Regions from separate parts of the Homo sapiens genome. Here region 2 is linked to region 1. A link is a loop called in an ENCODE intact Hi-C map of the cell type or tissue named here. Cell type or tissue: sigmoid colon. All regions are shown on one strand. Links, peaks and the distances in the headings refer to the core of each region. The heading gives the core; the rest is flanking DNA. Region 1 has its middle 53 kb from the start of PTGS2. Region 2 overlaps PLA2G4A (phospholipase A2 group IVA).

Evidence for each region. Hi-C counts contacts between places; a loop is a spot of excess contacts. Peaks named below come from ENCODE experiments on the same cell type or tissue, not always from the same donor. Only the 100,000 strongest peaks of a DNase experiment are listed, where the experiment ranks them.
Region 2: it touches region 1 in a loop (3-fold over the local background); 1 of 110 quality-filtered maps calls a loop at or near these places.

Annotation. Positions count from the first base shown.
Region 1 is chr1:186,624,813-186,629,219 of GRCh38, reverse strand. No RefSeq gene overlaps it. Among named protein-coding and RNA genes, the nearest start is that of PTGS2, 53 kb to the left of the region's middle. In sigmoid colon, for the core only: no CTCF peak of the experiment used is centred there; no DNase peak of the experiment used is centred there; H3K4me3 peaks cover 992 bases.
Region 2 is chr1:186,874,404-186,878,810 of GRCh38, reverse strand. The region is part of intron 3 of PLA2G4A (phospholipase A2 group IVA); the gene reads right to left. Among named protein-coding and RNA genes, the nearest start is that of PLA2G4A, 48 kb to the right of the region's middle. In sigmoid colon, for the core only: no CTCF peak of the experiment used is centred there; a DNase peak (open chromatin) is centred at 2,160.

The sequences.
Region 1 (4,407 bases), core at 133-4,132:
TTTCAAACTTCTACTTTTATTACAAGGAATAACAGGTTCATTTTTGGACCTGATCTACATTTCTTTCAGGGGTTTCCTTTGACACTGCTTCACTTGTAACATGTTTCTACTGCATTGACTCAGAAGGTTGCAGTATGACAGGATTAGAGGGTATAGAAGGTATAGTTACCTAAATCTATAGCTGAACCTTAGTTTTGTATGTAGGCCATGATAATTACTTACTTCTCAAAAAATAAACAATTTTTCAAAAATGAATGCAAAGATAAAAATGTGATCTTTTAAATTTTTTTCTTTGTATATATTTTTATTTTTTTCTATTGCTGTTGAACAAATTAATTTTTCTAAGGGGAAACGAACTTATTTCTCCTTTTTGTTTATTTATTTGAGACTTGGTCTTGCTCTGTCTCCCAGGCTGGAGTGCAGTGGCATGATCACGGCTCACTGTAGCATTGACCTCCCAGGCTCAAGCAATCCTCCTGCCTCAGCCTTCCAGGTAGCTGAGCCTACAGGCATGTGCCTCTATGCCCAGCTAATTTTTGTATTTTTTCATTGAAACAAGCTCCCACTATATTGCCCAGGCTGGTCTCGAACTCCTGGGCTCGGGTAGTCCTCCCACCTTGGCGTACCAAAGTGCTGGGATTCCAGGCATGAGCCACCATGGCCAGCAAGAATGTAGTCTTGAAGAAAGAGCCCGAGAGCCATAATTAGAAGACCTGGATGTGCATCTCAGCACTATCATATGAAAGCTTTGTATAAATCATAGATGATTATAGAATGGATAGTTTCCATTACCTGACAGAAAATGGTGTTCTCTTCCACAGGAGTTACAGAGCTTCTCTGAGGCCAGCAAGATGTGAGTGGATTTGAGAAATGTCACACTTTTTAAAAAGTTTTTAAAAAGTGAGTGAAAATTAGGAAGATTGTTTAGCACTTAGTTTTTTTTGTTTGTGTGTTTGTTTTTTGAGGTGGAGTCTCACTCTGTTGCCCAGGCTGGAGTGCAATGGCGTGATCTCGGCTCACTGCAACCTCCACTTCCCGGGTTCAAGTGATTTTCCTGCCTTAGCCTCCCAAGTGGCTGGGACTAAAGGGGCACACCACTATGCCTAGCTAATTTTCGTATTCTTAGTAGAGATGATATTTCACCATGTTGGCCAGGTTGGTCTTGAACTCCAGATCCCAAGTGATCCGCCCGCCTTGGCCTCCCAGAGTGCTGGGATTACAGGTGTGCCACCATGCCTGGCTGCACTTAGTTTTGTTTTGTTTTTGTTTTTTATACTCTGCTTATTTTTCTAATATGTTTGCTTTGAAAGTAATATGATTAAAGATCTGAAGGAAGATATGGAGATCTGCTAAATTATTAAGTGACATTATAAATACTTAATTTTTTAATGTCATCCTATTACATTGATTGGGAAAAATGTTGTTTCTAATCTTAGCTTTATTATCAGTTATATTTTACACTGAACTTATGTTATTCAATCACTATATTAAAAACCAATAGAAAGTACCTCAATATTTATATATTTTCCTATTGACTTTTATAAAATTTTATTAAAACAAGTGATCTGTTTTTTTATTTAAGAAAAACTTGTTTGGGTAGTAAAATCATCATCCAGAAAAAATTAAGTCTTTCTCAGGAGAAAAAAGTAAGTAACCAGTTTGAAAGAAAAGCTAATACTTTCATATGAACAACCATAATGAAAGTTTATAAAAATCAAACTAAACAGGGAATATTCAATCATTTTGATCTAAAACAGTCTGAAATACATAATCAGGGGAGTCCATTAATTCATTGAAAAGTGTTCATTATGCAGAAAGTAAAAACTGCAATCAGCTTCTTTTCCTGTTTTAACCAGTTGCCTGATTCACTTTACCAGTGTTTTGTTTTGGTATCGTTTCTTTTGTGTTGATAAGAAATTTCAGGAAAGGATTTAAAAACTGAAAGCATAATAAGGTCTATTCTGAAAACGTCCAGATTTGTTTGATTATAAACTGAGGACTAGAGCTGGAAGGGCCTTGGCATCTCCTGCAGGAGCATATGAGCAGTTTCTGGCTTCTGTTAATGAAAGCATAAATAAAGTAGGTTGTATAAACATGCTGCACAGCTGAAAGTGGGGTTGCCCTAAAATAGCAATAGCATGCCAGTTTTATTGAATAGCCCAATAAGGACAGATGATATTAAATGTCCCTAATTAGGTAGGGTTAAAAATAAAACCATATTATAATTTTAAAAAGTTGCATTTTTAATCAGAGAACTCAAGCAAGGCTTGTAGAAAGTAATTCCAAAATTTTATGAGCAGTGGCAGAAAACTAGTAACATGTGAGTTCACAATTAGAGAAAACTTGAAAATAACTGCAGGTGAGTTCAGAGACCTGGAGTCACAGCACTGAGATATAACTATTATTCATTGGTTTAGACTATGTTTAGAATTTGTGTTTATTAATATCTCTTTGTCACTAAGACAACTAAGAAACAAAGCTATGCTGAACCACAGAGTCAAGCTGGGCAAGCAGATAAGAGAATTGCAGAAGCTCAGTTGAAAAAAGACACAGATTCAAAAGAAACTTGCTTAGAATTTTATTTTTGACATGGCTACAGAGGAAGGAAAGGAAAGAAAAGAAGGGAGGGATTTGTGACGAAAAGGGCTTTCCAGAAAAGCAGCGTTTCAGTGCAGTGTTTCCCACTGTTCCGAGAAACAATAACTAAAGTCCTTCCCAAATCTGTGACTCCTGTGATCAAAAAAAAAAAAAAATTTGATCAAACTGTTTCTTTAACTTTGTTGCTTGAATTTTGACTAATTTTGATTACAACCCAGATATGAGTTGGTTGTAATTAATATAATTTGTTTAAGATTAAAGTGAATTAATTAATTGCTTTCTTTTTCATTTTTAAACCAACCTACCTACTGTTGGCTGAAATTTAGCAGTCTTCACATCTAATTTCAGTGGCTCTGTCCTCTACTGAGCTTTAAATCTCAGGTCAACTCACTGTTGATGGCATCACATAGGCCAAGGACAAAATTCAGAGAGGTCAGATATGTTCCTTTAAACATGTATTCCAAATTATAGAGAAGAATCCCTGATGTATCAAAAATGGTAATAACTGAGGAAAGCAGAAATAGAAGAAAATATTTTGATATGGCAGTTTTGACACAGTAATAAGAATTTTAGGTTGAATTTTGAGAAAACTTTAAAAATACAATTAAAAAATTATTCAATAACATACCACAAACACCTTCATCTTTACACATATCTAAACTTCATTCTTGATTTTCACCATTAAGATATAGGTTAAGTTTGTGAAATGCAGTGAAGCTCAGGAATGGGGTAGGGTCAGGATTAGGGTGGGGATCAAAGGAAGTTCTACTTGGGAAGAGTAGGAGTGACTAAGTGTGTCTCAGGGATAGAGTAAATCTCAGGGATGAAGGGGATCAGGGATGGACTGAGGGTAAGCTAACATGTATGTGAATCTATATGGAAACCATTACCCACATGGTTCAGTCAGGAGTTTTACATTCAAAGAAGAGCAGAAAAATAAGAATTTTGATTTTTCTTTATGTTGTTCCCCCAGGTCATCAGGAGAAACCCAAGTACGTAAGTCTACAATAACTCATTAAATTTCAATTTCTGGCCAGGCGCGGTGGCTCATTGCCTATAAGCCCGGCATTTTGGGAGGCCAAGACAGGCGGATTACTTGAGGTCAGGAGTTCGAGACCAGCCTGGCCAAAACATGGTGAAACCCTGTCTCTACTGAAAATACGAAAATTAGCCGGGCGTGGTGGCACTTGCCTGTAATCCCAGCTACTGGGGAGGCTGAGGCAGGGAAATTGCTTGAACCCGGGAGACGGAGGTTGCAGTGGGCAGAGATCGCGTCATTGCACTCCTGCCTGGGTGAAGAAGTGAGACTCCCTAACACGGTGAAACCCCGTCTCTACTAAAAATACAAAAAATTAGCTGGGCGTGGTGTCGGGCGCCTGTAGTCCCAGCCGCTCCGGAGGCTAAGGCAGGAGAAAGACGTGAACCCGGGAGGTGGAGCTTGCAGTGAGCCGAGATCCCACCACTGCACTCCAGCCTGGGCGACAGAGCGAGACTCCGTCTCAAAAAATAAATAAATAAATAAAAAATAAAGAAGTGAGACTCCGTCTCAAAAACAAACAATCAAAAAAAAATCCAATTTCTGTCCTTTTCAGTTCTCCAACACCCTGAAAATCCCAGATGGTTATCACTTTCCTCCTACCCAGGATGACTCTTTTTCTCAAAAGTATTACTCTGTTCCCCAGATCTCCCTGATCACATCTCTCATTTCTGCACCTAAAACTTCCACGTCTTGCTAATAATATGTCGCATGTTCAGATATTGCCAAGCCCCTGAAGAGTTTAGCTTATCTTCCTTTTTTACTCCTTTTCC
Region 2 (4,407 bases), core at 220-4,219, 250 kb before region 1:
ACATTATTGAAATATCATAGAATATTATTCACTGTGTTCATCCGACCTAAAACACATGAATACACACATACACAAACAAAAAAATCTAATAAAGTACAGAGATGGAAAGGATTAACTGTATTCATAAAACCACTTAACAACTTCGTAAACTACCTGACATTCTAAGCAGATGAGGAAGGAACAACAGTGCCTTACTAACACATTATATTTCTCCACTACACAGAAAAGACAAGATAAGAGATGTGAGAGAGACATGCGTTATGAAACACTTTACTCATCTTGAAATTATCTTCCATGAAAAGACCATTGGGAAACAATTTCATTATACTTAGAATTTTTAAAATCTTGGGTGGATACTCTAAAACATTCCAAAACCATTAATAAACTAAAACTCATGTTCAGTCATAACCTGAAGACTGATTTAAGGAAATATTTATATCAGAAAAGATATATTTATATATATATATAAAATATATCAGAAAAGATATATTTATATAGATATATATAAAAATATCAGAAAAGATATATTTATATAGATATATATAAAATATATCAGAAAAGACATATTTATATAGATATATATAAAATATATCAGAAAAGACATATTTATATAGATATATATAAAATATATCAGAAAAGATATATTTATATAGATATATATAAAATATATCAGAAAAGATATATTTATATAGATATATATAAAATATATCAGAAAAGATATATTTTAGTATATACTTTAGCCAAAGTATAGACCAACAGCAATGTCATTTATAAAAAATAAGATTTGAAACTCCATAATTAATGTAAAAAAGATTAATTAAATTCACTCAAAGGTGTTGTAAAATTTCCTGTGCATGCAACCTCAGAAAAATTCTAGTTAGTAGTGGATAGAAATAAGAGTCATTTATAATCTTTAAAAAGTGAAGTATAAAATTGTTTTCTAAAATTCTGTCTCACTGAAGCAAAAAAGGAAGCAATATCAAAAAAAAGTAATAATCACACACTTTCATATATTTTACTCATTCATCCAATATTCCCTGAGATCTTACTGCTATGCCAGAATCAGAATTAAGCTTCTTTTTTTTTTTTTTTTTTTTTTTTTTTTGTGAGTAAGCCTCAGGCCTTAGTCTTAAAAGTGCATGATTATACTCCCATGTGACAAGTGTTACAAAGAAATCTAGACAGCTGCTGAGGGAGCACAGGGAGTGAAATATACCCAAGTGTTTTCGGAAAAGTGTTTAACAATGGAGATACCATTCTCCATTTTGTTCTCTCAAGCTGAGAAAGAAGGGTCCAATAATTTGCTCAACACAGAAATTCATAATGGACATTTCTTGTCTCTAAGGTGAAAAATTGAAAATTAGTCAAATGCACAGACTACCCAAAAGAATATTCTTGGTTCATACAAAGATGACGTTGAAGAAATAGATGTCTTTTCATAATTGTGTTCGAAACAATTGTGATAATAATGGGTCACATTTATTGAGCACTTACTGTGTGTTAGGCATATAAGTACTTTGCATACGTCAACTCGTTCTATATCTCAATATCTCCCAAGATAGTGGAAGGCAGAGACAGGAGAAGTAATCTGCCCAAGGACACAGGACACGCGAGTAGTCTGCCCTCTCCATCTTTCCTGGAGCTTCTGATCACTGTGAAACTCAAGAATAGCTACCAAACAGATCATTTATTTTCATATTGATTCCTACATGCTCTTATTGCTAAAGAAGACTCTTAAAAGATTAAATAGATAATGTTTCCCTAAATATCCAACACCCTGCTTCTCACCCCAATATTTACAAATAGGAAGATTGAGTTCTAAGCTCCTTTTTCCAAGGGAATGATTAACACTTTGTATTGAGAGGTGGGACCTCTGAAGAGGATTAAGCAGGTCGCCCTACAGGTGAGAGGACTGAGGCTGCAACATTGGAGAGATAAAGCTGAAGGAAAGAGGGTTACCCTTCGGGAAAATGTTATGCATTTGGGTTTTCTTTAGTTTCTACAAGTTTTAGAAGCCCATGCTTCTTGTGCATTGTACACTGCATGGTGACTACAGGATGGCCATGGAGTCTGAACTCTAAACACCATCACCCGGAGAACAGCAGTAAAATCTCCCTGGTGTGCTGCGTGATCGCTGGGGAAGACTGCTCTGAAAGGCATTTTAGTGCCTGCCAAAAAGTGGATGGCCAGAATCCACGAAGACAACATTTAACAGACGGGTTGATGCCAGTGATGGCAAACAGCAAAGATTATGCAAGCCCTACTCCTAATTTATAGGCAATTATAAATGCCTAGAATTCCTGTAGGACCTTGGAGTGAGGGAGATCACTGAATTCCCCCACCTTCTCTAGGGAATAGGGCTCACAATCAAAATTAATGTGATTTGGAAAAATCATATAAGGGGAGATTTCATGGCCCTAAGCAAGAATATAGAGACTATCCACACCCTTACACGGTGATGTGTTCACTTTTAGAAATTTTTCCACAGGACTTCAAAGACATAAAAAGCAACACAGCGTGATTTAAAAAGAACTGAACATTTGCACATATTTAGAATATCTACTTTATGCATGAGCATACTGTCAAAATAAACCGTTAAAAAAACTTTCATAGTTATTTCGCGAATCTTATAAATGTTCAACATGCATCCCTCACATTACAAGGCCCACATCAGAACTGTTGCTGACTCATCCTAGACAACACATCTCCACTAAAGGAGAGGTGAAGGCACAGTGGGTTCCTTCTTTCCTCAAGGCCATAAGGCAGAACAAACTCAAGTTTTCACAAGTCCCCACAAGAAAGCACGTGGTCTAAAACATTCAAAAAAACTTTTTCATTCCGTTTGGAATCACCCTGGTTTTGTGCTTACATTCTCTGACAATGTGTGAAAGGTGAAAGTTTAATCTTCCCTTTGGGAGAACAGCCATATTTTCACTAGCAGCAAGGATTTACCTAAACTTCATACAGTGGAAACATATTACACCATGAGGATGCCACATCGGAACCAAAGCTCTTTGCAGGAGAGAATAAAACAGTATTTTACCATGCTGCAGTGGTTAAAAGCAGGGTACCTAGAGTGACGCTGCCTGGGTTCTTAGATGGATCACAAATATCACACAATCAAATATCACACAGTCAAATATCACACAATCACCAATTAAGCTGAAAGAGAATTATATATTAAACTATTTGTGGAAGGTATCTTTATATGTATGAGGGAAAGAATATATTTGTAAATGTGTGTGTGTGTGTATAGTACATTTCATGCATTAATCATTTAACATGAAGTGAGCACTGTGACTTTTGAAACAATAAAAAATATGTTCTTGTTTTCTCATGGCTTGTAATCTGGTATTTTCATGATTTTAGTATAAAATAATTTCAGAATTTAACATTATAATTGTGGTATTAAGGTATTTGTGTTTATTTCTATCATTCTCATTGATAATATAATGAGTCATGTAATTAAGCATCCTTTTATAAGAATTTCAAAAATAAACAGTATTAATGTATTCATGATTATTTCATTTTACAAAAGTAAAATCAGCAAAAAACAAAAGTCTTAGAATCTTTGTTCCATCATGGATTTTTAAAGTCTTTGCTCTGCTCACAAGTCCTATAGATCTCAGGGTAAGCAAACATAAACTAGAAGAAATTGCCTAGACCTTGTCTTTCAAAATGTGGTTCATGGGTCAGCAATGTCTACATCAGCTGTATGTTAGAAATTCGGAATCTACTCCCCAAACCTACAGAATCAAAATCTGCATTTTGAATAAAAACCCCCAGTGACTCATATGGACATTATAATTTAAGAAGCACTGTTTGTGGAAGATTAGGTCCAGCCTTAGAACTGCAAATGGCACAACCCTTTAAAATTAGAAACTTGATCCAAATCTTGCCAGGAAGTTATCAGAAACAGAATATCATTTACCTACAGGCACAGACTTTTTGAATATTAAGAGCTTGAGGTTATTAAGAAAATCTTAAAGAAGTATGTTAAGATATTAATACGATCTTATAAAATTGGCTTGAATACAATGAGTTCAAAATTTTCCCAAGCATATGTATTTTTTATTAGAGTATAAATGTGAGCATTAAACACTGTTGTCATCTGAATACTTAAGTAAAGTTAGATCCACCTGCAATCCTACACCTGTTCTTGGAAGCTCTAATGTTTATGATGCTAATTCTGTAAAGAAAAAGAGTTTATGTGTCTAATAAAGGGGCCAGACAAGGAAAGAATCCTCAGTATATATATCCATAATTAGGATAGTTCTAAAACTCTAATATTCTGTGGTATTTAATCACTTAAAAAACACTATGGCATTTCTTATCTAATCTCATAGCAGGGAGTGAAACATGGCTCTAATAGTTCTGAATTTTAAGGCTAGCCTCCATTATCATTCA